2 separate regions of the Homo sapiens genome follow, and region 1 is linked to region 2. Evidence: chromatin loops called from intact Hi-C (ENCODE). Cell type or tissue: transverse colon. All regions are shown on one strand. Links, peaks and the distances in the headings refer to the core of each region. The heading gives the core; the rest is flanking DNA.

Region 1 (16,756 bases), core at 4,409-12,408, 47 kb before region 2:
TTTCCCCATTGCTTGTTTTTGCAACTTTGTTGAAGATAAGGTGGTTATAGATATATGGCTTTATTTCTGGGCTCTGTATTCTGTTCCATTGGTCTATGTGTCTGTTTTTGTATCAGTACCATGCTGTTTTGGTAACTTTTTTTTTTTTTTTTTTTTGAGATGGAGTCTCGCTGTGTTGCCTAGGCTGGAGTGCAATGTCAAGATCTCAGCTTACTGCAACTTCTGCCTCCCAGGTTCACGCCATTCTCCTGCCTCAGCCTCCCAAGTAGCTGGGATTACAGGTGTCTGCCACCACGCCTGCCTAATTTTTTTTTTTTTTTTTTTGTATTTTTAGTAGAGACGGGGTTTTACTATGTTGGCCAGGCTGGGCTTGAACTCCTGACCTTGTGATCCACCCACCTTGGCTTCCCAAAGTGCTGGGATTACCAGCGTGAGCCCCCTCGCTGTGCCTGGTTACTCTATCTTTATAGTATAGTTTGAAGTCAGATAGTGTGATGCTTCTGGCTTTGTGCTTTTTGCTTAGGATTGCTTTGGGTATTTGGGCTCTTTTTTGGTTCCAAATGAATTTTAGAATGTTTTTTTCTAATTCTCTAAAAAATGTCATTGGTAGTTTGACAGGATTAGCATTGAATCTGTAAATAGTTGTGGGCAGTATGACCATTTTTAAAATACTGATTCTTCCTATTCATGAGCGTAGAATTTTTTTCATTTGTTTGTGTCACCTCTGATTTTTTTCAACAGTGTTTTGTAATTCTCACTGTAGAGCTCTTTCACCTCCCTGGTTATCTGTATTCCAATTCCTTTTTGTTGCTGTTGTGAATAGGATTTCACTCTTGATTTGTCTCTCAGCTTGGATGTTATTGGTGTATAGAAATGGTACTGATGTTTGTACATTGATTTTGTATCCTAAAACTTTGCTGACATTGTTCATCAGATCTAGAAGCCTTTGGGCAGAGACTATGGGGTTTTTTGGGTATAGAGTCACATCATCCATGAAGAGAGAGAGTTTGACTTCCTCTCTTCCTGTTTGGATGCCTTTTATTTCTTTCTCTTGTCTGATTGCTCTGGCTACGACTTCTAGTGATATGTTGAATAGGAGTGTGGGAATGGGCATTTTTGTCTTATTCCAGTTCTCAAGGAGAATAGTTCCAGCTTTTGCCCATTCAGTATGATATTGGCTGTGGGTTTGTCATAGATATCTCCTATTATTTTAGGATATGTATCTTTGGTGTCTAGTTTGTTGAGGGTTTTTAATATGAAGGGATTTGAATTTTATCAAAAGCCTTTTCTGCATCTGTTGAGATGTTCATGTAGTTTTTGTTTCTGTTTATGAGATGAATCACTTTTATTGATTTGCATATGTTGAACCACACTCTGTATCGCAGAAATAAAGCCTACTTGATTGTGGTGGATTAGCTTTTTGATGTGCTGCTAGGTTTGGTTTGCTAGTATTTTATTGTGGATTTTTACATTTATGGTTGTCAGGGATATTGGTCTGAAATTTTCTTTTTTTTTTGTTGTGTCTCTGCCGAGTTTTGATATCAAAATGATGCTGGCATTATCAAATGAGTAAGGCAGGAGACCTTCCTCCTCAACTATTTGGGATAGTTTCAGTAGAATTGGTACCAGCTCTTCTTTCTATATCTGGTAGAATTGGGCTGTGAATTTTTCTGGTCCAGGGCTTTTTCTGGTTAGTAGTTTTTAAATTACTGATTCAATTTTAGAATTCATTATTAGTCTGTTCTAGTATCCATGTTCTTTCTGGTTCAATCTTGGGATTGAACCAGATTCCAGGAATTTATCCATTTCTATTATGTTTTCTAGTTTGTGAGGTATTCGTAATATTCTTGGTCAGTGGTAATGTCCCCTTTGTCCTTTCTAATTGTGTTTATTTGAATCTTCTCTCTTTATTAGTCTAGCTAGCAGTCTATCACTCTTATTTATTCTTTTAAAAAACCCACTTTTGGTTTTGTTGATCTTTTGTGTGGTTTTTCCTGTCTCTGTTTCATTCAGTTCAGTTCAGCTCTGCTCTTCTTCTGCTACCTTTGGGGTTGGTTTGCTCTTGTTTATCATATTCCTCTAGGTGTGATGTTAGGTTGTTGATTTGAGATCTTTCTGACTTTTTGATGTGGGCATTTAGCACTATCATCTTTCCTTGTAACACTGCTTTAGCTGTGTCCAGAGTTTCTAGTATGTTGTATGTTTGTTTTCATTAGTTTCAAAGACTTTCTTGATTTCTGCCTTAATTTCATTGTTTACCCAAATGTCATTGGGGAGTTGATTGTTTAATTTTCACTTAATTGTTTGGTTTTAGTAGATCTTCTTGGTATTGATTTCTGGTTTCTTTGAGTTGTGTTCCAAGGGTGTGGCTGGTAGGATTTTTTTTTTCTAATTTGTTGAGAATTGCTTTATGGCCAAGTATGTGATCAATTTTAGAGTATGTGCCATGTGCAGATGAGAAGAATGTACATTCTATGTTGGGTGGAATGGTCTGTAGATGTCTGTTAGGTCCATTTTGCCAAATGTCAAGTTAAGGTCCCAAATATCGTTGTTAGTTTTTCTGCCTCAACAATCTATCCAGTACTGTCAGTGGGGTGTTAAGGTTTCCCACAATTGTTGTATAGTTATCTAAGTCTCTTCATAAGTCTCTAAGAACTTATTTTATTAATCTGGGTGCTCCAGTATTGTGTGCATATATATTTAGGATAGTTAAATCTTGTCATTGAATTGAATACAGAGCTACTGCCAGTAGGAATGTTCAGTTGGGTGTGGGATAGATGCTCCTGGGGGCCTTGCCTTGTGAAGAGTACAGGGTGGGCACTCACAAGGAAGAGAGACTAGGCTCCTCTCTGTTTGGCAGTTGTGGTATCCTGGAAGTGGCAGTGAAGTGACCAGTCCCTTTGTTCCTTCTCTAGAGTAAGGGCAATAAGCGCAGCACCACTTCAGCTGCAGTGGCAGAGTGGCTGTGGGTTGTCTCTGGGATTTCCTCATCAGTAAAATGCAGAGCTGCCACTGACTGAAGTGTTCAAGTCGGGGCAGCAGAGTTGTACTGGCAGCCAGGTAGAGAGGCCCTGCCCAGTGAAAAGTAACAGGGACAGGGACCCATATGGAAGGCGTCCCGGCTACTTTTCCGTAAGGCAGCCATGCTGTGCTGAAGCACAGTCATCCTTAAGCTCTTTCTCATGAGCCCGAGGCCAGTAGGAGTGGGGCTGCTCAGTGGCAAAAATGGTGGGCCTGCCTATTACCTCTGGGGGCTCTGTCCCAGGGAAATGCAGAACTGCTACCAGCCTGAGAGCTCAGGTGGGGCTGGGGTGGTCATGCTGGGGGTCCCAGGCCGGTGGGCCTTGTCCAGCAAGGTACAGCAAAGGCGAGGCATTCAGTCTGCCCACTCCTCAGCCCTATATATAGGTTTGGCCTTTATCCTAGGGGCATGAGAGAGAGCCTGGCCTCCCCCATTGCTGGAGCTATAGCTACTAGTTCCATGAGCTAGTAGGGGTCCAGGGCCCCTTGGTCTCTGCATGTGCCTGAGTGGTGGCTTTGCCCAGACTCCATGCAGCTCTCTGTGTCGGTGCAGAGGCCTTAGGTGGAAGGGGTCAGGAAGGATCTTCTGAGCTCAGGGTTGCAAAGGTCCATGGCAGAAGTGTGGGTGCCCAGGGGCTCTCACTCACCATTTCCCCACATTGATTGGGGAGTCTCCCTTGGCTCCACACCAATCCTGGGTGAGCAGCTATCCTGTCTCACTCCTCTCTGTTCTCCATGGGTTGCATTGCTTCCTTGATGAATCCTCGAATGTCCTCCTGGATGATTCAGTTGAAGAGCTGATGTTTACTTACCACTCTGTCTCCTCTCCATGAGAGCAGTGCACACTAGCTGCTTCTAGTCAGCCACCTTTTGTAGTTTAAATTTTAGTTCAGGTTTTAAAACCTTTGCTATGCTTCTTTTGATCTGTGCAACCTTTACGAAGCTCAGGGATAAGCCCAAGTCTTGCATAGGCTCATATACAGACTTAGATGATCCCCCTTTCCAGCTCTCTCCTCTCTGGAAATTACCACACATTCTGGCCTTCTGAGGCCTCTTTTCCTGGTTCCTCTGTCTAGAAAGATAGGTTTTTATTGCAGTTTTAGCCACTCATGCTGCTACTCTTCTGCACAGTTCTGTGACTAGGGCCTTTCCTTGGGGGAAAAGCCATGAGATAGAAAAACAAAGACCTGGGAGACTTACCTGTTGGAGGTAGCACCTCAACATTTTTGACTACCTTCCATGACTGACTGACTTTTATTTACTTTTCAGAGTCCTCAGGTAGTTATTTCATTTTATCTAGAGCTTTAGAGGGAGAATTAGGCTATAGTGGGCTTGTCCTACCATACTGGAGGTAGGACTTTGAAACTATGGTTAAATGTTTTATTGTTTCTTTATATGAGTCATGGCACAAGAAAGTAAGTTCCATGAGACCAAACTGTTTTCGTAGCACTTAAACATTATTAAAAGTGCTAGATTTATAGAAGGACTCAAATTGAATGGGAAACATGTTGATATGTGTGCTGCTTGTTAGAAAAGGAACAGGTCTTTATTACAAATGGAAGTGTGGCACCAGACATCACCTAGTGTCATGTGTTACAGAGACAAGCACTAGCAATGAAAAGAAAATCTACATCCCTCAACAATTAAGAAGTATGTATCATCTCAAAGTATAATTAAATCTAATAGTTTTCAATTTATTTGGAGTGAAGCAATAGATTATTTGCAAATAGTATCTTTTAAACACAGAGTATTATCCACAAGTAAAATTTGTATTAGTTTATTTGAGCTATCTTATGAACTATATATTTTTAACTTTAAAAATATTTTTATTGATACATAATATTTGCACATATTTATGGGGCATATGTGATATTTTGTTAGTTGCATAGACTGTGTAATGATCAAGTAGGGATATTCACGATATCCCTCACCTCAAGTATGTGTCATTTCAATGTTTTGGGAACATTTCGAGTCCTCTCATCTAGCTATTTTGAAATATACGTTGTTGTGAACTATAGTCACCTACTCTGCTATCGGACGTTAGAACTTATTTCTTCTATCTAACTGTATGTTTGTACCAATTAACCAATCTTCCTTCATCCTCTGCCCACAACACACATACCCTTCCCAGTCTCTGGTAACCATCATTCTACTCTCTACCTCTATGAGATTAGTGTTTTAGCTCCCATGTATGGGTGAGAACATGCAATATTTGTCTCTCTGTGCCTGGCTTATTTCACTTAGCATAATGACCTCCAGTTCTGTCTATGTTGCTGCAAATGACAAGATTTCATTCTTTTTATAGCTGAATAGTATTCATATATATATATATATATATATATATATATATATGATCACATTTTCTTCATCTATTCATCAATTGGTAGATAGATACTTAGGTTGGTTCCATATTTTTCCTATTGTGAATAATGCTGCAATAAACATGGGAGTGCAGGTATCCCTTTGACATACCAATTTCTTTTCCTTTGGATAAATACCCTGTAGTGGTATTGCTGGATCATATGGTGGTTCTAGTTTTAGTTTTTTGAGATATATCCATACTGCTTTTCATAATGGCTGTACTAATTTACATTCCCACCAACACTATGAAGAGTTCCCTTTTCTCTGAATCCTTGCCAGCATCTGTTATTTTTTGTCTTTTTAATAATAGCCATTCTAACTGGGGCAAGATGATATCTCATGATTTTTGATTTGCATTTCCTTGATGACTGGTAATGCTGAGTATTTTTTATATACTCGTTAGCCATTTGTATGTCTTTTGAGAATTGTCTACTCGTGTCCTTTCTCCACTTTTAAATGGCATTTTTTTTTGTTTCTTTTTTTTTTTTTTTTTCTTTTTGCTGTTGAGTTGTTTGAGTTCCTTGTATATTCTGGATAATAGTTTCTGGTCAGATGAATAGTTTGCAGATGTTTTCTCCTATTCAACGGTTGTTTCTTCACTCTGCTGATTGTTTTCTTTGCTGTGCAGAAGCTTTTTAGTTTAATATAGTCCCATTTTTCTGTTTTCATTTTTGTTGCCTGTGCTTTTCAGGTCCTAGCCATAAGATATTTGACTAGACCAGTGTCCCGAAGTGCTTCCTGTGTGTTTTCTTCTAGTAGTGTTATATTTTCAGATATTTCTTTTAAGTCTTTAATCTACTTTGAGTTTATTTTAGTATATAATGGAATATCTACCTTATTCTGCATATGGATATTCAATTTTTGCAGAACCATTTATTGAAGAAAGTGTCCTTTCTCCCATGTATGTTCTTGGTGACTTTGTCAAAAATCAGTAAGCTGTAAAAAAAATGTGGATTTATATTTAGGTTCTCTATTCTGTTCTATTAATTTATATGTCTATATTTATTCAAATATATTTTTATTTGGGTTACTATATCCTTGTAACTGTTTGAAGTCAGGTAGTATGATGCCTCTAGTTTTGTTCTTTCTGCTTAAGATTGCTTTGATTATTTGGCCTCGTTTTTGTTTCCATATAAATTTTAGAATTATTTTTTCTATTTCTGTGAAAAATGGCATTGGTATTTTGAGAGAAATTTCATGGGATCTGTAGGTTACTTTGGGTAGTGTGGTCATTTTAACAGTATTAATTCCTCCAATCCACAAGCATGAGATGTCCTTTCATTTGTTTGTGCCCACTTCAATTTCTGTCATCACTGTTTTGTAGCTTTCCTTGGAGAGCTTTTTTCCCACTTTGGTTATTTCTATGTAGTTTACTTTTTGGTAGGTATTATAAATGGGATTTCCTTCTTGATTTCTATTTCAGCTAGTTCATTATTAGTGTAGAGAAATGCTACTGATTTTTATATGTTGATTTTGTATTCTGCAACTTTACTGAATTTGTTAATCAGATCTAATAGTTTTTTGGTGGAGACTTTAGGTTTTTCTAAATATAAGATCATGTCATCTGCAAAGAGGGATAGTTTCACTTCCTCTTTTCCAATTTAGATGCTTTTTCTTTTCCGCCTTTCTCTTGTCTGATTGCTCTGGCTAGGACTTCCAGCACTATGTTGACTAGTATACAGTGGTGAAAGTGGGCATCCTTTCCTGTTCCATTCCAGATCTTATAGGAAAGGCATTCAGCTTTTCCCCATTCAGCATGATGTTAGTTGTGGGTTTGTGATATATAGCCTTTATTATGTTGTGGTATGTTACTTGTATGCCTAGTTTGTTGAGAGTTTTTTTTTTTTAACATGAAGGATGTTGAATTTTATTAAGTGCTTTTTCTGCATCAATTGAGATGATCATATGGTTTTTGTCCATCATTCTGTTAATGTGATGTATCACATTTATTGATTTGAATATGTTGAATTATCCTCGCAACCATGGGATATATGACACTTGATCATGGTGTATAATCTTTTTGATGTGTCGTTGGATTTGGTTTGCTAGTATCTTGTTGAGGATTTTTGTGTCTGTGTTCATCAGGGATATTGGCCTGTAGTTTTTGATGTTGGGTCCTTGTCTGTTTTTGATATCAGGGTAATGCTGGCCTTATAGAATGAGTCAGGGAGAATTCCCTCTTCTTCCATTTTTTTGAATAGTTTGAAAAGAATTCATGTTAGTTTTTCATTGAAAGTTTAGTAGAATTTGGCAGACATCTGGTCCTTGGTTTTTGTTTGTTGGAAGACTTTTTGTTACTGATTTAACATCATTACTTATTATTGGCCTGTTCAGGTATTCTATTTCTTCCCGATTCAATCTTGGTAGGTTGTATGCATCCAGGAATTTATCTATTTCTACTAGGTTTTAATGTGAACTTTTTTGTTTCTGGTTTTGTTTGAGTCATTTCACTTTTTTTCTTGGTTAGTCCAGCCAGAAGTTTATTGATTTTGTTTATCTTTTAAAAAATCAGCTTTTGGGAGAGGAGCCAAGATGGCCAAATAGGAACGGCTCTGGTCTACAGCTCCCAGCGTGAGCGACACAGAAGATGGGTGATTTCTGCATTTCCATCTGAGGTACCGGGTTCGTCTCACTAGGGAGTGCCAGACAGTGGGCGCAGGTCAGTGGGTGCAGCGCACCGTGCGCGAGCCCAAGCAGGGCGAGGCATTGCCTCACTCGGGAAGCACAAGGGGTCAGGGAGTTCCCTTTCCTAGTCAAAGAAAGGGGTGACAGATGGCACCTGGAAAATCGGGTCACTCCCACCCGAATACTGCGCTTTTCTGACGGGCTTAAAAAACAGTGCACCAGGAGATTATATCCCGCACATGGCTCGGAGGGTCCTACACCCACGGAGTCTCGCTGATTGCTAGCACAGCAGTCTGAGATCAAACTGCAAGGCGGCCGTGAGGCTAGGGGAGGGGCGCCTGCCATTGCCCAGGCTTGCTTAGGTAAACAAAGCAGCCGGGAAGCTGGAACTGGATGGAGCCTGCCACAGCTCAAGGAGGCCTGCCTGCCTCTGTAGGCTCCGCCTCTGGGGGCAGGGCACAGACAAACAAAAAGACAGCAGTAACCTCTGCAGACTTAAATGTCCCTGTCTGACAGCTTTGAGGAGAGCAGTGGTTCTCCCAGCACGCAGCTGGAGATCTGAGAACGGGCAGACTGCCTCCTCAAGTGGGTCCCTGACCCCTGACCCCTGAGCAGCCTAACTGGGAGGCACCCCCCAGTAGGGGCACACTGACACTTCACATGGCCAGGTACTCCTCTGAGACAAAAATTTCCAGAGGAACGATCAGACAGCAGTATTCGCAGTTCATGAAAAACCGCTGTTCTGCAAACACCGCTGTGGATACCCAGGCAAACAGGGTCTGGAGTGGACCTCTAGCAAACTCCAACAGACCTGCAGCTGAGGATCCTGTCTGTTAGAAGGAAAACTAACAAACAGAAAGGATGTCCACACCAAAAACCCATCTGTACATCACCATCATCAAAGACCAAAAGTAGATAAAACCACAAAGATGGGGAAAAAACAGAGCAGAAAAACTGGAAACTCTAAAAAGCAGAGCACATCTCCTCCTCCAAAGGAATGCAGTTCCTCACCAGCAATGGAACAAAGCTGGACAGAGAATGACTTTGACGAGTTGAGAGAAGAAGGCTTCAGACGATCAAACTACAAGCTACAGGAGGAAATTCAAACCAAAGGCAAAGAAGTTAAAAACTTTGAAAAAAATTTAGACGAATGTATAACTAGAATAACCAATACAGAGAAGTGCTTAAAGGAGCTGATGGAGCTGAAAGCCAAGGCTCGAGAACTACGTGAAGAATGCAGAAGCCTCAGGAGCCGATGCGATCAACTGGAAGAAAGGGTATCAGCAGTGGAAGATGAAATGAATGAAATGAAGTGAGAAGGGAAGTTTAGAGAAAAAGAATAAAAAAAAACAAACAAAGCCTCCAAGAAATATGGGACTATGTGAAAAGACCAAATCTATGTCTGATTGGTGTAGCTGAAAGTGACGGGGAGAATGGAACCAAGTTGGAAAACACTCTGCAGGATATTATCCAGGAGAACTTCCCCAATCTAGCAAGGCAGGCCAACATTCAGATTCAGGAAATACAGAGAACGCCACAGAGATACTCCTCAAGAAGAGCAACTCCAAGACACATAATTGTCAGATTCACCAAAGTTGAAATGAAGGAAAAAATGTTAAGGGCAGCCAGACAGAAAGGTCGGGTTACCCACAAAGGGAAGCCCATCAGACTAATGGCGGATCTCTCGGCAGAAATTCTACAAGCCAGAAGAGAGTGGGGGCCAGTATTCAACATTCTTAAAGAAAAGAATTTTCAACCCAGAATTTCATATCCAGCCAAACTAAGCTTCATAAGTGAAGGAGAAATAAAATACTTTACAGACAAGCAAATGCTGAGAGATTTTGTCACCACCAGGCCTGCCCTAAAAGAGCTCCTGAAGGAAGCGCTAAACATGGAAAGGAACAACCGGTACCAGCGGCTGCAAAATCATGCCAAAATGTAAAGACCATCGAGACTAGGAAGAAACTGCATCAACTAACGAGCAAAATAACAAGCTAACATCATAATGACAGGATCAAATTCACACATAACAATATTAACTTTAAATGTAAATGGACTAAATGCTCCAATTAAAAGACACAGACTGGCAAATTGGATAAAGAGTCAAGACCCATCAGTGTGCTGTATTCAGGAAACCCATCTCACGTGCAGAGACACACATAGGCTCAAAATAAAAGGATGGAGGAAGATCTACCAAGCAAATGGAAAACAAAAAAAGGCAGGGGTTGCAATCCTAGTCTCTGATAAAACAGACTTTAAATCAACAAAGATCAAAAGAGACAAGGCCATTACATAATGGTAAAGGGATCAATTCAACAAGAAGAGCTAACAATCCTAAATATATATGCACCCAATACAGGAGCACCCAGATTCATAAAGCAAGTCCTGAGTGACCAACAAAGAGACTTAGACTCCCACACATTAATAATGGGAGACTTTAACACCCCACTGTCAACATTAGACAGATCAACGAGACAGAAAGTTAACAAGGATACCCAGGAATTGAACTCAGCTCTGCACCAAGCGGACCTAATAGACATCTACAGAACTCTCCACCCCAAATCAACAGAATATACATTTTTTTCAGCACCACACCACACCTATTCCAAAATTGACCACATAGTTGGAAGTAAAGCTCTCCTCAGCAAATGTAAAAGAACAGAAATTATAACAAACTATCTCTCAGACCACAGTGCAATCAAACTAGAACTCAGGATTAAGAAACTCACTCAAAACCACTCAACTAAATGGAAACTGAACAACCTGCTCCTGAATGACTACTGGGTACATAACGCAATGAAGGCAGAAATAAAGATGTTCTTTGAAACCAACGAGAACAAAGACACAACATACCAGAATCTCTGGGACACATTCAAAGCAGTGTGTAGAGGGAAATTTATAGCACTAAATGCCCACAAGAGAAAGCAGGAAAGATCCAAAATTGACACCCTACCATCACAATTAAAAGAACTAGAAAAGCAAGAGCAAACACATTCAAAAGCTAGCAGAAGGCAAGAAATAACTAAAATCAGAGCAGAACTGATGGAAATAGAGACACAAAAAACCCTTAAAAATTAATGAATCCAGGAGTTGGTGTTTTGAAAGGATCAACAAAATTGATAGACTGCTAGCAAGACTAATAAAGAAAAAAAGAGAGAAGAATAGACACAATAAAAAATGATAAAGGGGATATCATCATGGATCCCACAGAAATACAAACTACCATCAGAGATTACTACGAACACCTCTACGCAAATAAACTAGAAAATCTAGAAGAAATGGATAAATTCCTCGACACATACACTCTCCCAAGACTAAACCAGGAAGAAGTTGAATCTCTGAATAGACCAATAACAGGATCTGAAATTGTGGCAATAATCAATAGCTTACCAACCAAAAAGAGTCCAGGACCAGATGGATTCACAGCCGAATTCTACCAGAGGTACAAGGAGGAACTGGTATCATTCCTTTGAAACTATTCCAATCAATAGAAAAAGAGGGAATCCTCCCTAACTCATTTTATGAGGCCAGCATCATCCTGATACCAAAGCCAGGCAGAGACACAACCAAAAAAGAGAATTTTAGACCAATATCCTTGATGAACATTGATGCAAAAATCCTCAATAAAATACTGGCAAACCGAATCCAGCAGCACATCAAAAAGCTTATCCACCATGATCAAGTGGGCTTCATCCCTGGGATGCAAGGCTGGTTCAATATATGCAAATCAATAAATGTAATCCAGCATATAAACAGAACCAAAGACAAAAACCACATGATTATCACAATAGATGCAGAAAAGGCCTTTGACAAAATTCAACAACCCTTCATGCTAAAAACTCTCAATAAATTAGGTATTGATGGGACATATCTCAAAATAATAAGAGCTATCTGTGACAAACCCACAGCCAATATCATACTGAATGAGCAAAAACTGGAAGCATTCCCTTTGAAAACTGGCACAAGACAGGGATGCCCTCTCTCACCACTCCTATTCAACATAGTGTTGGAAGTTCTGGCCAGGGCAATTAGGCAGGAGAAGGAAATAAAGGGTATTCAGTTAGGAAAAGAGGAAGTCAAATTGTCCATGTTTGCAGACGACATGATTGTATATCTAGAAAACCCCATTGTCTCAGCCCAAAATCACCTTAAGCTGATAAGCAACTTCAGCAAAGTCTCAGGATACAAAATCAATGTACAAAAATCACGAGCATTCTTATACACCAATAACAGACAAACAGAGAGCCAAATCATGAGTGAACTCCCATTCACAATTTTTTCAAAGAGAATAAAATACCTAGGAATCCACCTTACAAGGGACGTGAAGGACCTCTTCAAGGAGAACTACAAACCACTGCTCAAGGAAATAAAAGAGGATACAAACAAATGGAAGAACATTCCATGCTCATGGGTAGGAAGAATCAATATCGTGAAAATGGCCATACTGCCCAAGGTAATTTATAGATTCAATGCCATCCCCATCAAGCTACCAATGACTTTCTTCACGGAATTGGAAAAAACTACTTTAAAGTTCATATGGAACCAAAAAAGAGCCCGCATTGCCAAGTCAATCCTAAGCCAAAAGAACAAAGCTGGAGGCATCACACTACCTGACTTCAAACTATACTACAAGGCTACAGTAACCAAAACAGCATGGTACTGGTACCAAAACAGAGATATAGATCAGTGGAACAGAACAGAGCCCTCAGAAATAATGCCGTATATCTACAACTATCTGATCTTTGACAAACCTGAGAAAAACAAGCAATGGGGAAAGGATTCCCTATTTAATAAATGGTGCTGGGAAAACTGGCTGGCCATATGTAGAAAGCTGAAACTGGATCCCTTCCTTACACCTTATACAAAAATCAATTCAAGATGGATTAAAGACTTAAACGTTAGACCTAAAACCATAAAAACCCTAGAAGAAAACCTAGGCATTACCATTCAGGACATAGGCATGGGCAAGGACTTCATGTCTCAAACACCAAAAGCAATGGCAACAAAAGCCAAAATTGACAAATGGGATCTAATTAAACTAAAGAGCCTCTGCACAGCAAAAGAAACTACCATCAGAGTGAACAGGCAACCCACAAAATGGGAGAAAATTTTTGCAACCTACTCATCTTGACAAAGGGCTAATATCCAGAATCTACAATGAACTCAAACAAATTTACAAGAACGAAACAAAGAACCCCATCAAAAAGTGGGTGAAGGACATGAACAGACACTTCTCAAAAGAAGACATTTATGCAGCCAAAAAACACATGAAAAAATGCTCACCATCACTGGCCATCAGAGAAATGCAAATCAAAACCACAATGAGATATCATCTCACACCGTTAGAATGGCAATCATTAAAAGGTCAGGAAACAACAGGTGCTGGAGAGGATGTGGAGAAATAGGAACACTTTTACATTGTTGGTGGGGATTGTAAACTAGTTCAACCATTGTGGAAGTCAGTGTGGCAATTCCTCAGGGATCTAGAACTAGAAATACCATTTGACCCAGCCATCCCATTACTGGGTATATACCCAAAGGACTATAAATCATGCTGCTATAAAGACACATGCACACGTATGTTTATTGCGGCACTATTCACAATAGCAAAGACTTGGAACCAACCCAAATGTCCAACAATGATAGACTGGATTAAGAAAATGTGGCATGTATACACCATGGAATACTATGCAGCCATAAAAAATGATGAGTTCATGTCCTTTGTAGGGACATGGATGAAATTGGAAATCATCATTCTCGGTAAACTATTGCAAGAACAAGAAACCAAACACCGCATATTCTCACTCATAGGTGGGAATTGAACCATGAGAACACATGGACATAGGAAGGGCAACATCACACTCTGGGGACTGTTGTGGGGTGGGCGGGGGAGGGATAGCATTGGGAGATATACCTAATGCTAGATGACGAGTTAGTGGGTGCAGCGCATCAGCATGGCACATGTATATGTATGTAACTAACCTGCACATTGTGCACATGTACCCTAAAACAAAGTATAATAAAAAAATAAAAAAATAAAGTATTACAGGCAAGCATTACTCTGTGCTGCCTTTTAGCAAAGGTTTGTTTTAACCAAATCAAAAAAAAAAAAAAAAAATTCGCTTTTGGGCCGGGCGTGGTGGCTCACGCCTGTAATCCCAGCACTTTGGGAGGCTGAGGCGGGCAGATCACCAGAGGTCAGGAGTTCGTGACCAGCCTGCCCAACACGGCGAAACCCTGTCTCTACTAAAAATACAAAAAATTAGCCGGGCATGGTGGTAGGTGCCTGTAATCCCAGCTACTTGGGAGGCTGAGGCAGGAGAATCGCTTGAACCTGGGAGGCGGAGGTTGCAGTGAGCCAAGATCATGCCACTGCACTCCAGCCTGGGCGACAAGAGCGAAACTCCATCTCAAAAACAAAAACAAAAATACCATTTTTGTTTTGTTGATCCTTTGTATTGATCTTTTTAGTCTCTATTTCATTTAGTTCTGCTCTTATATTTGATCTTCATTATTTCTTCTACAGATTTGGGGTTTGGTTTATTCTTGCTTTTGTTTCTTTGAGGTATATCATTAGGTTGTTCATTTGAGAGCTTTGTGGGTTTTTTTTTTCTGAGGTAGATGTTTGTTGCTATAAACTTCTATTAGCATTGCTTGCCATATCACATAGGTTTTGGTATACTGTATTTAAATTTTCATTCGTGTCAAGACATTTTTTGATTTCCCCCTTAATTTCTTCCTTGACCCAATGGTCATTCAGGAATGTGTTAATTTCTGCTTGTACAGTTTCTGAAGTTCCTCTGGTCATTGATTTCTAATTTTATTCCATTTTGGTCTGAGAAGTTACTTGGCATAATTTTGATTTAAAAAATTTGTTGAGGTTTGTTTTCTGGCCTAACATATGATCTATCCTAAAGAATGTCCCATGTGCTGATGAGAACAATGTATATTCTGCAACTGCAATTTACAGAATGTAATTCTGTAAATATCTCTTATGTCCATTTGGTCTAAAGTGCAGTAAGTCCAATATTTCTATGTTAAATTTCTATCCAGATGGTCTTTCTTATGCTGTGAGTGGGTTGTTGAAGCCTCCAACTATTATTGTATTGGAGTCTATCTCTCCTGTTAGATCTAATAATATTGTTTTTATATACCTGGGTGCTCCATTGTTGGTTGCATACATATTTAGAATTGTTATATCTTTTTGCTGAATTGATCTCTTTATTATTATATTATGACCATCTTTGTCTCTTTTTACCATTGTTGACTTACCATCTGTTTTGTCTGATGTAAGTATAGCTACTCCTGATTGCTTTTGGTTTCCAATTTGTATGGAATGTTTTTTTCATTCCCTTTACTTTCAGGCTATATGTGTTTTTACAGGTGAAGTGAGTTTATTGTGGCAGCATATAGTTGGGTAATTTTTTTTATCCATTCAGACAGCCTACAAATTTTAAGTGGAAAATTTAATTCACTTACATTCAGGGTTAATATTGTTATGTGAGGGCTTATTCTCGTTGATTTATTATTTGATTTCTTGTAGTTTTGTATATCCCTTGTTCCTCTCTTATTGTTTTATCATTGTGGCTTGATGGTTTTCTATAGTGGTAACATTTGAGTCCTTTCTCTGCCTTATTTGTATGTTTGCTATAGCAGTGAGTTTTATACATTTATGTGTTTTCATGATGGTAGATGCAATTTTTTTACTATAAGTTTTAGGACCCCGTAACCATTTCTTATAGAATCAGACTAGTGGTGATGCATTCTCTCAGTTTTTGCTTGTCTGGGAATCAAACAAAAACTTGCTTTCTCCTTCATTTGTGAAGGAAACCTTTGCTGGGTATAGTATCCTTGGCTGGCTTTTTTTTTTTTTTTTCACTACTTTGAATATATCATCTAATTCTCTCCTGGCCTGTAAAGTTTCTGCTGAGGAATCCATAGTTAATCTGATGGCAGGGGTCAGGGGAGTTCTCTTACATATGATAGATGCTTATCTCTTGCTGTTTTTAGAAGTCTCCCTTTGTCTTTGACTTTTGACAATTTGATTATAATGTGCTAGGAGAAGACCTTTTTGACTGTATCAATTTGGTGAACTCTGAGTTCTTGTATCTAGATATCTAAGTCTTTGACTAGACTTGGGAACTTTTAAGCTATGATTTCATGAAATAGGCTTTCTATTCCTTTGGTCTTCTATTCATCTTCTGGAATGCCAAAAATTCAAACATTTGATTATTTTATGATGTCTCACATGTCACATAGGTTTTGTTCATTCTTTTTCTTTTCTTTTTTTAAATAAATTTTGGTCTGGCTGGATTATTTCAAAGACTTGTCTTCAAGTTCTGAAATTCTTTGTTCCGCTTGATCTAGTCTACTGGTGAAGCTCTGAAATGTATTTTTAAATTTTATTTATTGAATTATTCAGTTCCAGGATTTCTGTATCATACTTTTTTATGATATCTATCTCATTCATATCCTGAATCACATTTCTGATTCCTTTGTATTCTGTGATTTCTTGTCTCTCACTAAGCTTTACAATGAATATTTTGAACATTTTTCCCAGCATTTCATACATCTCTTTTTTATTGGAATCTGTTGCTGGAGAATTATTGTGTTCCTTTTGAGACATCATATTTCCTTGCTTTTTCATGTTTCTGTGTCTTTATGTTGTTATCTGCACATCTGGTATAACAGTTATTTCTTCCAATTTTTGGATTGGATTTCCTAGGGCAAGATTTTTTCTTGAAGATGT
Region 2 (16,756 bases), core at 3,104-11,103:
GCGGCTCACACCTGTAATCCCAGCACTTTGGGAGGCCGAGGTATGTGGATCATCTGAGGTCGGGAGTTTGAGACCAGCCTGACCAACATGGTGAAACCTTGTCTCTACTAGAAATACAAAAATTAGCCGGGCGTGGTGGCATGCACCTGTAATCCCAGCTACCTGGGAGGCTGAGGCGGGAGAATTGCTTGAACCCGGGAGGCGGAGGTTGCAGTGAGCCAACATTGCACCACTGCACTCCAGCCTGGGAGACAGAGTGAGACTCTGTCTCAAAAAAAAAAAAAAAAAAAAAAAAAAAAAGAACACAGCCTCACTTCTGTGATATTCTTGTCAAAAATACAAAATCTGAATTTAATCATGAGGAAACACTAGACAAACTGAAATTGAGTGATGTTCTACAAAAAAATTGACCAGTACTCTTCAAAAATATCAAGGTCAAGAAAAGCAATGACTAAGGAATTATTACACACTAAAAGTGATATGAAATCAAATGCCACATGTGGTTTTTATTTTCTCCTTTCCAACTTTTATTTTAGAATCGGGGTACATGTGCAGGTTTGTTACAAAAGTGTATGTGTGATGCTGAGGTTTGGGGTGTGATTGAACCTATCACCCAGGTAGTAAGCATAGTATCAACAGGTAGTTTTCAGTGTTGCCCTTCTCCCTCTCTCCCGAGTAGTCCTCAGTGTCTATTTGTTCCCATCTTTATGTCCATGCATACCCAGTATTTAGCTCTCATTTATAAGTGAGAATATGTGGTATTTGATTTTTTGTTCCTGCATTGATTCAGTTAGGATAATGACCTCCAGCTGTATTCATGTTGCTGCAAAGGATATTATTTCATTCTTCCATAGCTGCATAGTATTTCATGGTAATATGTGCCACATTTTCTTTATCCAGTCTACCATTGATGGGCAACTGGGTTGATTCCATGTTTTTGCTGTTTTGAATAGCTCTGCAACAAACATACAGCTGCGTGGGTCCTTTTGGTATAATAATTTATTTTCCTTTGGGTATATACCCAGTAATAAGATTGCTGAGTTGAATGGTAGTTCAACTCTTAGTTCTTTGAGAAATCTCCAAACTGTTCTTCACAGTGGCTGGACTAATTTTACATTTCCACCAACAGTGTATAAATGTCTGCTTTTCTCCACAGCCTTGTCAACATCTGTTATTTTTTGACTTTTTAAAAAATGCCATTCTGACTGGTATGAGATAGTATCTCATTGTGGTTTTGGTTTCCATTTCTCTTATGATTAGTGATGATTAGTGATATGAAGCAGTTTTTCATATGTTTGTTGGCAACTTGTATGTCTTCTTTTGAGAAGTGTTTGTTCATGTCCTTTGCCTACTTTTTAATGGGGTTATTTGTTTTTTGCTTATTGAATTATTTAAGTTATTATAGATTCTGGATATTAGACTTTTGTCAAATGCATAGTTTGTGAATATTTTCTCCCATTCCATAGGTTGTCTGTTTACTCCCTTGATAGGTTCTCTTGCAGTGCAGAAGCTCTTTAGTTTAATTAGGTTCCAAATCAATTTTTGTTTGTGTTGCAATTGCTTTTGAGGACTTAGACTTACTGTTTTTTTTTTGTTTTTTGTTTTTTGTTTTGCCAAGGCTGATATCAAGAAAGGTATTTCCTAGGTTTTCTTCTAGGATTTTTATAGTTGGAGGTCTTACATTTAAGTCTTTAATCTATCTTGAGTTAATTTTTGTATATGGTGATAGGTAGGGGTCCAGTTTCATTATTCTGCATATGGCTAGCCAGGTATCCCAGCACCATTTTATTGAATGAGGAGTTCTTTTCCCATTGCCTATTTTTGTTGCATTTGTCAAAGTTCAGATGGTTGTAGGTGTGTGGCTTTATTTCTGGGTTCTTTAGTCTGTTCCATTGGTCTATGTGTCTGTTTCAGTATCAGTATGATGTTGTTTTGGTTACTGCAGCCTTAGGAGCAGTGTCCAATCTTTTGGTTTCCCTGGGCCACATTGGAAGAAGAATTGTTGTGGGCCATACGTAAAATACGATAACATTAATGATAGCTGATGAACTAAAAAAATTGCAAAAAAATCTCATAATGTTTTAAGGAAGTTCATGAATTTGTGTTCGTCACATTCAAAGCCATTCTGGGCCACAGGTTGGACAAGCTTGCATTATAGTATGGTTTGAAGTTGGATAATGTGATGCCTCTTTTTGCTTAAGATTGCTTTGACTATTTGGGCTCCTTTTTGATTCCATATAAATTTTAGAATCATTTTTTAAAAATTCTGTGAAAAATGATGTTGGTAGTTTGATAGGAATACTGTTGAATCTGTGCATTGCTTTGGACAGTATGGACATTTTAACAATATTGATTCTTCCAATTTATGATCATGGAATGTTTTTTCATTTACTTGTATCACCTCTGTAGGCTTTATTCCTGGGATGCAAAGTTGGTTCAACATATGCAAATTGATAAATGTGATTCACCACATAAACTGAATTAAAAACAAAGTCCTATGATCATCTAAATAGATGTAGGAAAAACTTTTATAAAATCAGACATCCCTTCATGATAAACACTCAACAAACTAGGCATCAAAGGAACATACCTGAAAGTAAGAGCCATCTATGACAAACCCACAGCCAACATAATACTGAATGGCCAAAGCTGGAACCATTCCAATTGAAAACTGGAACAAGACAAGGGTACCCACTCTCACGACTCCTATTCAACATAGTACTAGAAATCCTGGCCAGAGCAGTCGGGCAAGAGAAAGAGATAAAAGGCATCCAAATAGGAAAAGAAGAAGTCAAACTCTCTCTCTTTGCTGATGATATCATTCTATACCTAGAAAACCCTAGAGACTCTGCCAAAAGGCTCTTAGAACTGATAAACAACTTCGTGAAGTTTCAGGACACAATACCATTGTACAAAAATTGGTAGCATTTCTATACACCAATAGTGTTCAAGCTGAGAATCAAATCAAGAATGCAATTCCATTTACAACAGACACACACACACACACACACACACACACCCAGGGATACATCTCAACAAGGAGATGAAAGATCTCTATAAGGACAATTACAAAACACTGCTGTGCTGGCAACATATAATTTTGAATGGGATCCTGGTTCCCCAAAAAGGACATGATTGGTAGAATTTGTAAAATTTGAATAAGGTCTATAGTTTAAAAATATTCTATCAATGTGAATTTCCTGGTTTTTATTATTATACTATAGGCTATACATTAATATCTGGGAAACCTGTGTGATGGTTATATTGGAATTATTTGTACTAACTTTACAACTCTTGTAAGTCTAAAATTATTTCAAAATTTAAAATTAAAACAAAGTTAAAAATTGTCAGACATGAGCTGGGCGCGGTGGCTCATGCCTGTAATCCCAGCACTTTGGGAGGCCGAGGCAGGCGGATCACGAGGTCAGGAGATCAAGACCATCCTGGCTAACACGGTGAAACCCTGTCTCTACTAAAAATACAAAACAATAGCCGGGCGTGATGGTGGGCACCTGTAGTCCCAGCTACTCGGGAGGCTGAGGCAGGAGAATGGCGTGAACCCGGGAGGCGGAGCTTGCAGCAAGCCGAGATGGTGCCACTGCACTCCAGCCTGGGCGACAGAACGAGACTCCATTTCAAAAAAAAAAAAAAAAAAAAAATTGTCAGACATATGCAGCTAATTTCATTGAAGGATGCCCAGAGAATTGCAAAAATAGCTAGTTTGAGAGTAGTGAGTGACCACTTGAACAGCATGTTTTCTGGTTTCAAGACAAGGCTTTGTATCAGCTAGTATAGGCTGGGTTATGCTGTGATAAAAAGAAACCTAGAAATCTTAGTAGCTTAACACATAGAACTCTATTTCTCACTCACACAAAGTCTACTATGGGTCTGGGAGGGCAACTCCCTAAGCAGCAATTCTCTGTTCCTACTTCTCATGTGGCTTCCACAGTGCCTTGATGGGGAGGATAAGCATAGGCAGTCTTAAACCCTTTGTCCAGGAAGTTCCACGTCACTTCTGCTCAAAGCTCATTGGCCATTAGTAGTCATGTGATCCCTCTAACTGCAAAGAGATTGGAAAGCATGGGGGAAGCCTATTGATAGCAATAAATGCCTTTGCCACAGTGCTATTATCTTGCAGATAAGGAAACTGGCTCGTCCAAATTAAGTAAATTCTTCAAGGCCACATAGTTTATTAATAGTGTATGAAACTTATTGTTTGACTTAATTATTTCCAAACAATATGATGAAAAACCTTTTCTTTCTCTGAATGTCTTATGTGGTAAAAAGCCAGCAAGGGTGTCTCAAAGGCTTATCCTCATGAATGTAACCAGAATGGAGGATTAACAAGATGGCTCCCAAGAACTTGTTAATATGGGAAAGATAGTCGCTTGAGAGTTTAATTAAATCCACACTTGGTAGGTTAATAACTCGACCATAGGGTATACACTGGTGTGATTTTCGTTACCACTGACCTAACGTCTCTATCAGAGGCTCAATCTCCCTTCTCTGATCCTACGATTACACTCTGTAGGTCTTGTTTTTTATTTTTATTTTGAAAATATAGCATACATACACAAAAGTATATGAAAACCTATATGTATAATTTAAGGAAAAATAATTCATATTCATATACCCACTAATGGACGAAGTGTTTGTAATTTAAATACGCTGGAATCCCTGGATATATTCTTGCTGGATTGCATGCCAATCATTCATCTCCAGAAGGAGTTACTATCCATAATTTGTGTTAATAACTCCCTTAGTTTTCTTTATTGTTTTTACAACCTGGTAACATGTCCCTAAATAATACATAGCTTAGTTTTGCCTGTTTTTAATCTTTATATAAAGGTAATCACTCTTTATGTGTTCTTCTTTGGCTTGTTTTTTCAGTTTAGCATTGTTTTTGCGATTTATCCATGTGGATGTAAGTAGCTGTAGTTTAATTTTCATTGCTTTGTAGTATTCTATTTTATGAATATACCATAACTTATTAATAAATTCTACCTTGAGGAGCATTTGGGTTTCTTCTCTTTTTTTTTTTTTTACAGTACTGCTGTAAACATTTTTGTTCACATTTCCTGATGAACATTGGTACAAGTTTTTCCTGGATTTTATATCTAGGACTGAAATTGTTCAGCCGTAGAGTATACACATGGTCAACTATACTACGTAATTAAAAACTGTTTTCCGAAGGGTCTGTGCCAATTTAACTTCACCAAAGAATGAGAATTGCTTCGTATCATTATCAAAATTGGGAATTTGAATTTTCAGGTTTTTTTCTCTGATATGGTGGTGTGAAATGATATCTCATTGAGGTTGTAATTTTAATTAAAAACTTCATTCCCCTGATAATTATGTTAAACATCTTTATATAAGTTTATTAGCCATTTGAGATTTATTTTCCTTGAAATTCTTTTTATTACCTTTGCCTATTTTTCTATTGGGTTTTATCCTTTTGATTAATTCACAATAATATATATTTATAAATATAAATATATTTATAAAGAATTCTTGTATGTTGTGTACACATGTATAATTTTAATCTTTTGTTGGTTTCTAATCCTTTTTTTTAGGCAGGGTCTCACTCTGTCATTGGGGCTGGAGTGCAGGGGCATGATCACGGCTCACTGCAGCCTCGACCTCCTGGGCTCTAGCAGTCCTCTCACCTCAGCCCCTGAATAGCTGAGACTACAGACGCACACCACCACACCTGGCTAATTTTTGTATTTTTTGTTGAGATGAGGTTTCGTCATGTTGCCCAGGCTAGTCTCGAACTCCTGAGCTCAAGCGATCCACCAGCCTCAGCCTCTCAAAGTACTGGGATTATAGGCGTGTGCCACCACGCCCAGCCTGATTTCTAATCCTTTATTGATTATACATATGCCAAAGATTTTTTTCAGCTTATGGCTTTTTATTCTTTTTGTGTTGTCTTTGTTTTGTAGAATGACATTTCTATTTATGACTTTATCTTTACAACATTACATACCCTTTGCACAGCAAGACCTTATTAAATATAGAAATTGCCTTGATAAGGTAAATCTTTGGGGGTGATTCTAAAAACTGAGGCTTTCAGAGCTTTGGTATGTTTGGGAAGATTAATGGTTGACAGAGTTTGCAATGTATGATTATAATACAAATATAAAGAAATCCAAGAAACAGACTTTTTTAAAAATCACATCCAGACTCCTAATAAATTGCCTTTCTAGACAAACACTTTTCCTTGTGATATATTCATTTTGTTCTTTTGGTTTTTGTTTATCTTATAGTCTCTGATGATTTCTTTGAAAATAAATTGCAATATAATAATATTTTGAGTTATTGCACTAGCCCAATAAAACAAAGTTGCCTGTTTGCCTCAGTACATTTATGCTGTTGAGAATAGGATGTGCTCATTTGCCCAGTTATTCTCCAGAACACATGACAGTCATCTATTTCACTGATCTTCAACTGATTTCAGAAAGATCTTCAATTACTGGTGGATCTTCTCCTACTAAATGGAAACCGAAAGAAAAGTGAAATTAAACAATAGAAACAATTAAATAAACTTGAAGAGAAGCTGACCAAGATATATAAATTAGGATATCTAAGTGTTTTTCTAAAATCTTTAATCTTTCATGACTACATTGAATGTTTATTAAAGTTTACTGTACAAATTTTCCATTTATCATTTGAAAGGCCTTATTATGAAGGCAATTCTTCCCATTTGATGACAAACGTCAGGCTTGGGGTGAAATTTGATTTTCCTTGAGATACAGACTTCCTTCTCCATTTCTAAAGTAAAGTTTTATTGTTTCTCCAGTGCCTGACCAACCTGGATGCATTGGTAAATCCAGTTATTTGCTTTCCACAGGATGCTGAGAAATTGTAAAAGAGAGCTGGGTGCAGTGGCTCACACCCGTAATCCCAGAACTTTGGGAGGCCGAGGCGGCGGGTGGATCACGAGGTCAGGAGATCGAGACCATCCTGGCTAACACGGTGAAACCCCGTCTCTACTGAAAATACAAAAAATTAGTCAGGTGTGGTGGTGGGTGCCTGTAGTCCCAGCTACTTGGGAGGCTGAGGCAGGAGAATGGCATGAATCCAGGAGGCAGAGCTTTCAGTGAGCCGAGATCATGCCACTGCATTCCAGCCTGGGCGACGGAGCGAGACTTTGTCTCAAAAAAAAAAAAAAAAAAATTGCAAAAGAGTGAGATGGTCTTCCTGCTCACCTCCAATCTTTGGAACTGGGGTTGTCTTTTCTGTCAGAGAACCTTATTAACAGTATATTTTCACTACCTGAATTACTAATACTCAGCATAGTCTTTGACTGGGGGATTGCTGGGTCAAATTTCTGCCTCTGGGTCTTTGAGGAATCACTACATTGTCTTGCACAATGGTTGTACTAATTTACACTCCCACCAACAGTGTAAAAGTGTTCCTTTTTCTCCGCAACCTCAACAGCATCTTCTTCTAGGATTTTTATAGTTGGAGGTCTTACATTTAATCCTGAATCCATCTTTAGTTAACTTTTGTGTATGGTGATAGGTAGGGTTCCAGTTTCATTCCTCTGCATATGGCTAGCCAGGTATCCCAGCACCATTTATTGAATGGGGAGTCATTTTCCCATTGCTTATTTTTGTCAAGTTTGCCAAAGATCAGCTGACTGTTATTTCCAGGTACTCTATTCCATTGGTCTATGTGTCTGTTTTTGTACCAGTAGCATGCTGTTTTGGTTACTATGGCCTTATGATATAGTTTGAGGTTGGGTAATGTGATTCCTCCAGCTTTTTTCTTTTTGCTTAGGATTGCTTTGATTATTTGGGCTCTTTTTTGATTCCATATGAATTTTAGAATAGTTTTTTTCTAATTCTGTAAAAAATGATGTTTGTAGTTTGATAAGAATAGTGTTGAATCTATAGATTGCTTTGGACAGTATGGCCATTTTAACAATATTGATTCAATCCATGAATATGGAATGTTTTTCAATTAGTTTATGTCATCTATGATTTATTTCAGCAGTGTTTCATAGTTCTCCTTGTAGAGATCTTTCACTTCCTTGGTTAGAGGTATTCCTATTCCTTTTTTGGTTGCTATTGTAAGTGAAATTGTATTCTTCTTGATTTGACTCTCAGCTCGAACATTACTGTTGTATATAAATGCCATTAATTTTGTATCCTGAAACTTTACTGAAGTTGTTTATCAGTTCCAGGAGCCTTTTGGTGAAGTCTTCAGGGGTTTTCTAGGTATAGAATCGTATCATCAAAGAAGAGAGCTAATTCGACCACTTCTTTTTTTATTTGGATGCTTTTTCTTTCTTTCTCTTGCCTGTCTGCTCTGGCTAGGACTTCCTGTTTATCTTCTTAATTAGCATGCAAGAACAAAGAGCTTAGGGATTTCTTTGTCTTGTTCTCTGCTGTATCCCCAGCATCTAGAATAGTACCTGACACAAAGCAGGCTTTGACTGAATTTGTTAAATGAATGAATACATGAATGAGGTGATGGATTCCCCTAAAGTAATGGCCACTTTTTTGGACACCAATGAACCTTTCTCTATTCATATGTTTCTAGATGAAACTTCAACTGTAGACATGCCTCTATTACCTGTGGTTGTTGTTTCAAGCCCTTGTTTTGTTAAGCAGAGGGAGGGTGGGATTGCCTTGCTTGAAAAGAAAAACTAATTTGACAGTAAAGGCCAGAGTTATAACAAATCATAAAGAGTTCTATCAACTTCAAGTGCACTCTTTTTTCAAATGCAACTTGTAAGTCACCTTGACATTAAAGAACATCAGCACTGGTATGGACCTCTAGGACTTTGTCAGGCATAACTGTCATTCTTCAATAGTTTGGAAAATACTAAAGGGCAATGTGCCATTTTGTAGATTTTTTTTAAGCAGCTTACATTTAAACTTGAAGAAATCCTACATTTCTATCATCTGTATATATATATATATATAGAGAGAGAGAGAGAGAGAGAGATTCATAAAATGTTATATTTGTCTATGACTGAGATATAATCTAATCCAAATAATTTATTATGCAAATAAAGATGATGCCCAGAGCTATTGATTTATCCAAAATCATTTCAGAAATGAGTGGCATAATCAGTACATCTACCTAGGTTCCTGACACCTAGTTCAGTTTTTCCTTCCAGCACTTAAATGTCAGTCAGTATAGTTGTCACCAGCTGACCAATTGAAGTAGCTGGTACTTCACAGCAAGACCTGCTTCTCTGAGCTTGTCCCTCTGACCAGAGATGATGGATCCAGGCATGGACATCTGACCTACTCTTATTCAAGCAAATTCTGGGTCAAGGTTGTTAAGTTTGGAACAGAATGAGATTCGGTCTTTCCTGAGGGTGGAAGTCATGAGCTGAAAGCCTTGGGAACTCTGGGCACCCATGTTTCCTTCCTTGTGGGAGAACCAAGGCTGCAGTGAAGCAGAGTGAACTCTGTTTGCCCTAAGAAAGAAACAACTCCTAAAGAGCAAGAGAGACTCCAGGCAGCATCTGAGTCCTCACTTCCAGGTTCCCAGCTGCCTTCCCTATAGTAGGGCTACTAGAGAATCTCCAGGGTCTTTCCATTCCTTTGGACCAAATCAATTTGAGTGTGTTTCTGTCATTGTCACAAAAAACATACATATTGAATAACTAGAAGATTTATAGCAACATTCTAATCTCCCAAGGAAAGACAAATCAATATTGAGCTTCTACTACATGTCAGGTACTGGAAATACATTGTTTTTTCAACCTAACAATCCTATGAAGCTGGTCTTATTTTCTGCATTTTAGATTAGGGAAGTGAAGTTCCATGCTAAGTCAGAAGGCCTTAAGTACCTGCATTCAAATTTGAATTCAGATGCTCAAATTCCAAAGTTTGTAATCCTTCCAATGAGTCACATTGCCTTAAATTCACTGTGATCTATGCTTTGCTACTCAAAGTGTGACATCACCTGGAAGCTTGTTAGAAATGCAGAATCACAATCCCAACGTCAGACTACTGAGACATTATCTGTACTTTAAAAAGATTGCCAGGTGATTCGCATGCATGTTCAAGTCTGAGAAGCTCTGATCTAGTAGAAACAAAGGTACAGGGAGATGTAAGCTGAATAACTTTGAACGGTAACCTAACATTTCAGAATCATCTCTAAAATAAGTAAAATAATATCTACCTCACTGGAATTATTGTGACTGAGAAAAGAAAAATATCTCAGAGCAGTCTGAGCTATGCAAGGTGTACAAAACTTATTAGGCCAAGAACAACATGAATATGGGACTTCAGTCATTCATGCGCTAACCCCCTTGTGCCTGGGGCAGTTATTTAAAGGCATTTGTTCCTGACTAGCTGCCTCACTCACTATCTCAATGTTCTGGAATTTGTGTTACAAAGAACAATGTATAGTCAAACAACAGCTTAAAATTTTTTTTTAGAGATGGTGTCTTGCTATGTTGCCCAGGCTGCTTTCAAACTCTTGGCCTCAAGGGATTCTGCCACTTCAGCCTCCCGAGTAGCTGAGATTATAGATGTGAGCCACTTCACTGGCTCTCATGTTTTGTAATGTAAATTCTTGGTAAACAACTTAGGAACTGCCTCTTCTGCTTTATAAGCCTACTTGTAACTGCTGCTAATTGGAACATATATTCAGGGCAACATGAATCTCTGCTCCCAGGTTGCAATCCTCAAACTTGCCCCAATTAAACTCTCTACTTATATTAAATTTGCATCATTTTTTTCTTTAGGTCAACATGAGGATGATATGAGCTAGGGTATAAAAGCCCTGGCTAGAGTACCTAGCTAGGGTATAGTGCCTGGCATAGTAGGCTCTTACTGTAGTATCCTTACATTCCAACATTAAATAAATGTATCATTCTTCTCGTTGTTGGACAGCACTGATAAACACATACACAAAATGATGCAGATAAGAATGTATGTATGCATAATGAACAAGCATTTCCTCAAAATAGTATTGTGACTGCAAGCGTAAAAGGTCAAAGGGAAATATGGTTTGATTTTCTTTGTCATAATGGGTATACAAAATTAAGTTCACACTAGCGATGTCAATGGCAAAGCAACAATGAAAGCTAACCAATTTGAATAAGAGACACAGAATTAAAACAAAAGTTAACTCTAGTAATTTTAGAAGTAGCAGAGAAGTTGTGTAGGTTGAGAGAGGGAAAAGAATATTGGATCAGAAAAGGAATACAGTTTTTAGGAAAGTTGCTAATTATTTCTACTGCTTTCAGATCATAAGACCTAAATTGGATAATCATATAACTCACAGGATACAGAAAAGAAATGTGATTGCTATTGTATTAAAAATATTCATTTTCTCTCTTGTATATTGATAGACCTGTCCACAAGGAAGAGTGTAGAATTTTAGCAATAGTACAAGTAGACAATAAAGTATTTTAAACACTTGAATATAATTCAAGACTTTGGTAATTTTTCTCTATGCCAGAAATATTACATAAAAGAAAATGCTTTTTTTTTTAGAATTTCATTAAATATTGTACATACAATGAAGAAAATCACAAAATGTTAGTGAAGAGCATGAAAGTCTTCAATCATTGTACAGTGGTAGGAAAGAGAATAGTGTAAAATTTTAACTTATCCACAAATGTATGTATAGATTTGACAAAATTCAATTGAAATCGCAATGGAAGTTGAGGAATTTGACAATGTGATTCTAAAGTTAATCAAGAAGTATAAACAACAAATACTAAGCAAGGAAAGTAAAAATAAAACAAACAAAAAACTAGGAATGAGAGATACACATTTTTAACGAAGTAATCTGTATACATAGTTTAAAGAGTCACAAAAAGGTAGGGGGACTTATATTAATCTCCGCCTAAAAAATTACCCCAAGCTGGCTGGGCACAGTGGCTCACGCCTGTAATCCCAGCACTTTGGGAGGCCGAGATGGGTGGATTGCCCGAGGTCAGGAGTTCAAGACCAGTCTGGCCAACATGGTGAAACCCTGTCTCTAATAAAAATACAAAAAAATTAGCTGGAAGTGGTGGCGGGTGCCTGTAATCCCAGCTACTGGGGAGGCTGAGGCAGAGGAATTGCCTCTGCTGAGGCAGAGATGGAGGTTGCAGTGAGCCGAGATCGCTCCATCGCACTCCAGTCTAGGTGACAGAGCGAGACACCGTCTCAAAAAACAAACAACCCCCCACCAAAAAAAAACCAAAAAACAAAAAACCCCAAAATTACCCTAAGCTTAGCAGTTTATAACAACATTCATTACCTCACATGGTCTCTGTGGTTAGGTCTCTGGGACTGATTTAATTGGATGGTTCTGATTCAGGGTCTCTCATGAGGTTGCAGTCAAGTCAGGAGGCGGCCATCTAAAGGCTTGACTGGAACTTGGACGATCTACTTCTAAGGTCACATGCCATGTGGGCCCCTCCAGAGGGCAGTTTCAGTGAGGCAAGGGTCTCTAAAAGAGCAAGCAGTTCGTCTTCACAAGTAGCTCTTTTAATAGGTTCACATTCTGATCTTTTAGGAGCAAAAATTTCCAGAAGCAAGTAACGAAGTTTTGTTCTGCTTGTTCTAGTTTTGTTAAACACAGGTACGGGAAAGTATGGCTGGTCTCAGAATCATTTAACAGAAGATGGGAAACTATGTTTGGTTTTAACATTGTTCAGCACAGGAGCAGGGTATTATGTTGGCTTCTTTCTCAGATCTACGAAGGGAGGTATGGGATACTTGGCATATATGCACCCAGGAGGGACTGGTGACTGCAACTTTAGGGTTAGAATAGACTTCACAGAAGAGGTGTCATAGAAGCCGAGACCCATAGGATGAGTCAAACTTCCTTTCCTTATCTGTCTCTCTCTTTCTTGTCTTGTCTTGTCTTGCTTTGTCACCGAGGCTGGAGTGCAGTGACCCAATCTCAGTTTACTGCAGCTTCAACCTCCTGGGTGCAAGCAATCCTCCCTCCGTCACCTCCTGAGTGTCTAGGTCTACAGGTGCATCCCATCATGCCTGCCTAATTTTGTTCATTTTTTGTAGAGATGAAGTGTCACTATATTGCCCAGGCTGGTTTCAAACTCCTGGGCTCAAGGCCTTCTCCTGCCCCGGCCTCCAAAGTGCTGGGACTACAGGCATAAGCCACCATGCGTGGCCTAAAATTTCTGTAAGTAAAAAAATATTGGCCGGGTGCGGTGGCTCATGCCTGTCATCCCAGCACTTTGGGGGCTGGGACAGGGGGATCATCTGAGCTTAGGAGTTTGAGACCAGCCTGGCCAACATGGTGAAACCCCGTCTCTACTAAAAATACAAAAAATTAGCTGAGTGTGGTGGTGGGTGCCTGTAATCTCAGCTACTCAGGAGGCTGAGGCAGGAGAATCGTTTGAACCCTGGGGGTAGGGGGAGGGGGCGGAGGTTGTAGTGAGCCGAGATAGCGCCACTGCACTCCAGCCTGGGTGACAAAGCAAGACTCTGTCTCAAAAAAAAAAAAAAAATATATATATATATATATAGAGAGAGAGAGAGAGAGAGACAGAGAGAGAGTGCATGAGAGAGAGCAAGTAAACAAAAAACTAGGAGAACTACTCTTAACATAAAGAGACAATGGGTTGATGTTCTCAAAAGTGTATACTGCATAATAAATGAGATTAGTCTCCAGAAGAAAAATAAAGGACAAAATCAGACAATTCTCAAAAAATAACTGCAAAAATTAAATAAGGAAAGACATGAAAATGTCAACATACCATTTTGTTGCTTAGCAAATTGTAAAGAAGAAAAATTTTGTAATAAGCAATATTGTGTGTGAACAGTGAGAGGATCACACTCAGAAAGGGCCTAGTGGGAATGTTGAGTGGGCCACTGTTTCGGAAAGCCAATTTGGCAAAATGTATTATAAGCCTTAAAAGCGTTCATTCCCTTTGATCTAGTAACTTCATATTATAATAATTTAATCTAATAAAAATATTTATAAATTCAAATCAAGATATATGAACAATGATGAGGTGCTGTTTATTTTAGTGAGAAAGTGGAAAGAAACTCAATGCCCAACAACAAGTTAATGTTTAAATTTTTTTTTTTGAGATGGAGTTTTGCACTGTCACCAGGCTGGAGTACAGTGGCATGATATCATCTCACTGCAACCTCCGCCTCCCGGGTTCAAGTGATTCTCCTGCCTCAGCCTCCCGAGTAGCTGGGACTACAGGCGCGTGCCACCATGCCCAGCTAATTTTTGTATTTTTAATAGAGACGGGGTTTCACCATGTTGGCCAGGATGGTCTCGATATCTTGACCTCATGATCCGCCTGCCTCGGCCTCCCAAAGTGCTGGGATTACAAGTGTGAGCCACCGTGCCTGGCTGAATGTTTAAATTTTACTATGTCTATTGGATGGAATATTATGGAGCCATTGAAAGTGCCACGTTCTAGGATTATTTATTGAAAGCACTTACGATATAAGTAAAAAAAAAAAGATACATATATAGCGTAATCCAATTTCACTAAAAATATGTCTTTACATGGGTAGAAAAATGCCTGAAAGGAAATGGTGCAAACTTAAAAAAAAAAGCATGGTGTGACTATGAGAAGTCTATTTCTGCTTTATATCTTTCTGCATTTTATACAATGACAAGGTATTATTAGTTTTCTTCTGTTTTTAAAAGTTTCTGTATTGTAAAATATGACATAGATATTGAAAAATGCATTAAAAATTACAGTTTAATGCATTATTAGAAGTTTTATTTCTTGACCGCCACCTGTGTGAATAGTGAGGACTACTGTTCCAGTAGTAGTAAGGTTTAGTAAGTAGTAAGGATAGTGGTTATTATTTAGTAAACTAGTAATTTAGTAAGTAGCTTAGTATTTAATAAGTAGTAAGCTAGCAAACAGTGCGGACACTGGAGTAGCTGGTAAATGGTGGAGGTTCCTCACCATTCGCCAGCTTCTTCAGAAACCTTCCATGTTTCTTCTCCCAATCACACCCCGTCTGCCTACCCGCTGGGAAAAAGAACCACTATTCCAATTTTTATTGTAATTAACTCTTTGCTTTTTGTTATGGCTTATCGCCCAAGCATTCATTCTTAAACATTGTAATTTGATTTTGCCTATATCCTAAAATCTTTTAAGACTTTAAAAAATCTCCACATTCCCTTTTCATTCCCTGCCCCGCCTTTTCTGTGTAATGTACTTGTTGTATATATCAGGTCATTGTCCTATAGTCTGGATTTTGCTGAGCTCAGGCCCAGAGTGTAGTTTAAGGTATTTCTTTGCCATCTGTATTTCTTGCAAGCTGGCAGTTGAATCACAGATGTGATCAGAAGCTGACGGATAGGTGGTTTAGGACACATTTCTTAATTCAGACTCTAGAGCTCCCTCTGCTCTTGTCCTCCTGTCATTTTCCAAAGGCAGTGACTTACTTTCTGAGATCTCCTGGTTCCTTCCTGTTTTTTTTTTTTTTTCCTATTTTTCTAACCTATACTCTTTGGATTCAAATCCCAGCATTTTCTCTTCCATTTGGGAAAGGAGTTTGGGATAGTTAGATCCGAGAGTTTATGGGCCCCAAACTGCTTCAGTCTATGGGAAAAATGAAAATCAGAATATAAATTTTAAAAGTGGCCCAAGATAGCTACAGGTTGGAGATATGGCTAATAAAATCTAGGTTTATGAACTAAGCTGTACTCACACCTGCAGGGCTGGAGTCTGTCAAATATTTCACTGACTTGTGGTAATTACAACCTTGTCTATCAGATAAAACACAAAGGCAGGATAAAATCAATCATTCCTCTCCAGACTCCAAGGCCTACATGTTCGTTAAGCACATATTTGCTTTATCTTACATATAATGTCAATGAGCACCAATCAAAACCGTAGAACATCCCCTTTGCTTCACTACTCCCCTTCTCCCATTTTCTAGTAGCAGAACCTATAAATATTGTGTCTTGTATAGTCTACTCAGGAACACACTCTCAGTTAGCTCTGAGGTCTGTGTTTCCAGGGTTATTAGTCCTCAAACTTGGCCCAGAAACTAACTTTAATTTTCTTTAAGCTACAGTGCCTGTTATATAACCATTCCATCCACAAGTCCTGTCAAAACTCCCCTCTTACCCATTGCACGAATCCACTCTTAGAAGCGCAAAGCTCCTCTCAGTTTCAGTTACTGTTCTCAAATTGGCTCTCTGAACTTTCCAGTGAGTCCCATCAGCTACAGCTGTCCCTCAGTATGTGGGGGATTGGTTTCAGGACCCTCCAGACCCAGCATACCCAAATCTGCAGCTGCCTTGATATAAAATGTCATAGTATTTGTATATAACATATGTATATCCTCCAGTAAACTTTAAATCATCTCTAGATTGCTATAATAGCTAATACAAAGTAAATGCTCTGTAGATCATTGTTATATTATTTTCAAATTTTTTAAAAAATATTTTTGATCCATAGTTGTGGTTGCAGAACCCAGTGGATATGGAGAGCTGAGAGCACCTTGGTTTTCTTCTGTCAGTTGCCCTGTTGTTTCTCTCTACTTTCTCCTGTTGATGCCACACAGGTCTCGTAGCTATTGGTGGTTTGTCCCCACTCCCTCCTATATTTTGTTATAGTTGGCTATAGGCCTTTGGTTTTGCTATCTATTTTGTGCGCCCCCCCTTTTGTTTTCAGAATACACATTCTTCTCAAGGTCCATTTTTAAAATTAGGGGAATTCAGGGAAAAAAAATTTGCGACTGCTGTTGCCATGTTTCCACTATTTCTTCATATTTTATTTTTAGGCTAAAAAATGTTAGAATATTATTAAAATGCACGAGAGCCTATTTTGCTGGAT

Evidence for each region. Hi-C counts contacts between places; a loop is a spot of excess contacts. Peaks named below come from ENCODE experiments on the same cell type or tissue, not always from the same donor. Only the 100,000 strongest peaks of a DNase experiment are listed, where the experiment ranks them.
Region 1: a loop joins it to region 2, with 3 times the contacts of the local background. A loop is called at or near these places in 34 of 110 quality-filtered maps.

What each region holds. Positions count from the first base shown.
Region 1 is chr3:179,124,010-179,140,765 of GRCh38, reverse strand. It overlaps PIK3CA-DT (PIK3CA divergent transcript), which reads left to right. Exons shown (of 3, transcript NR_125401.1): 2 at 7,895-7,997. Among named protein-coding and RNA genes, the nearest start is that of PIK3CA-DT, 16 kb to the left of the region's middle. In transverse colon, for the core only: no CTCF peak of the experiment used is centred there; DNase peaks (open chromatin) are centred at 8,075 and 8,385; H3K4me3 peaks cover 540 bases.
Region 2 is chr3:179,075,770-179,092,525 of GRCh38, reverse strand. No RefSeq gene overlaps it. Among named protein-coding and RNA genes, the nearest start is that of ZMAT3, 12 kb to the right of the region's middle. RefSeq lists an enhancer at 1,174-1,253. In transverse colon, for the core only: no CTCF peak of the experiment used is centred there; no DNase peak of the experiment used is centred there.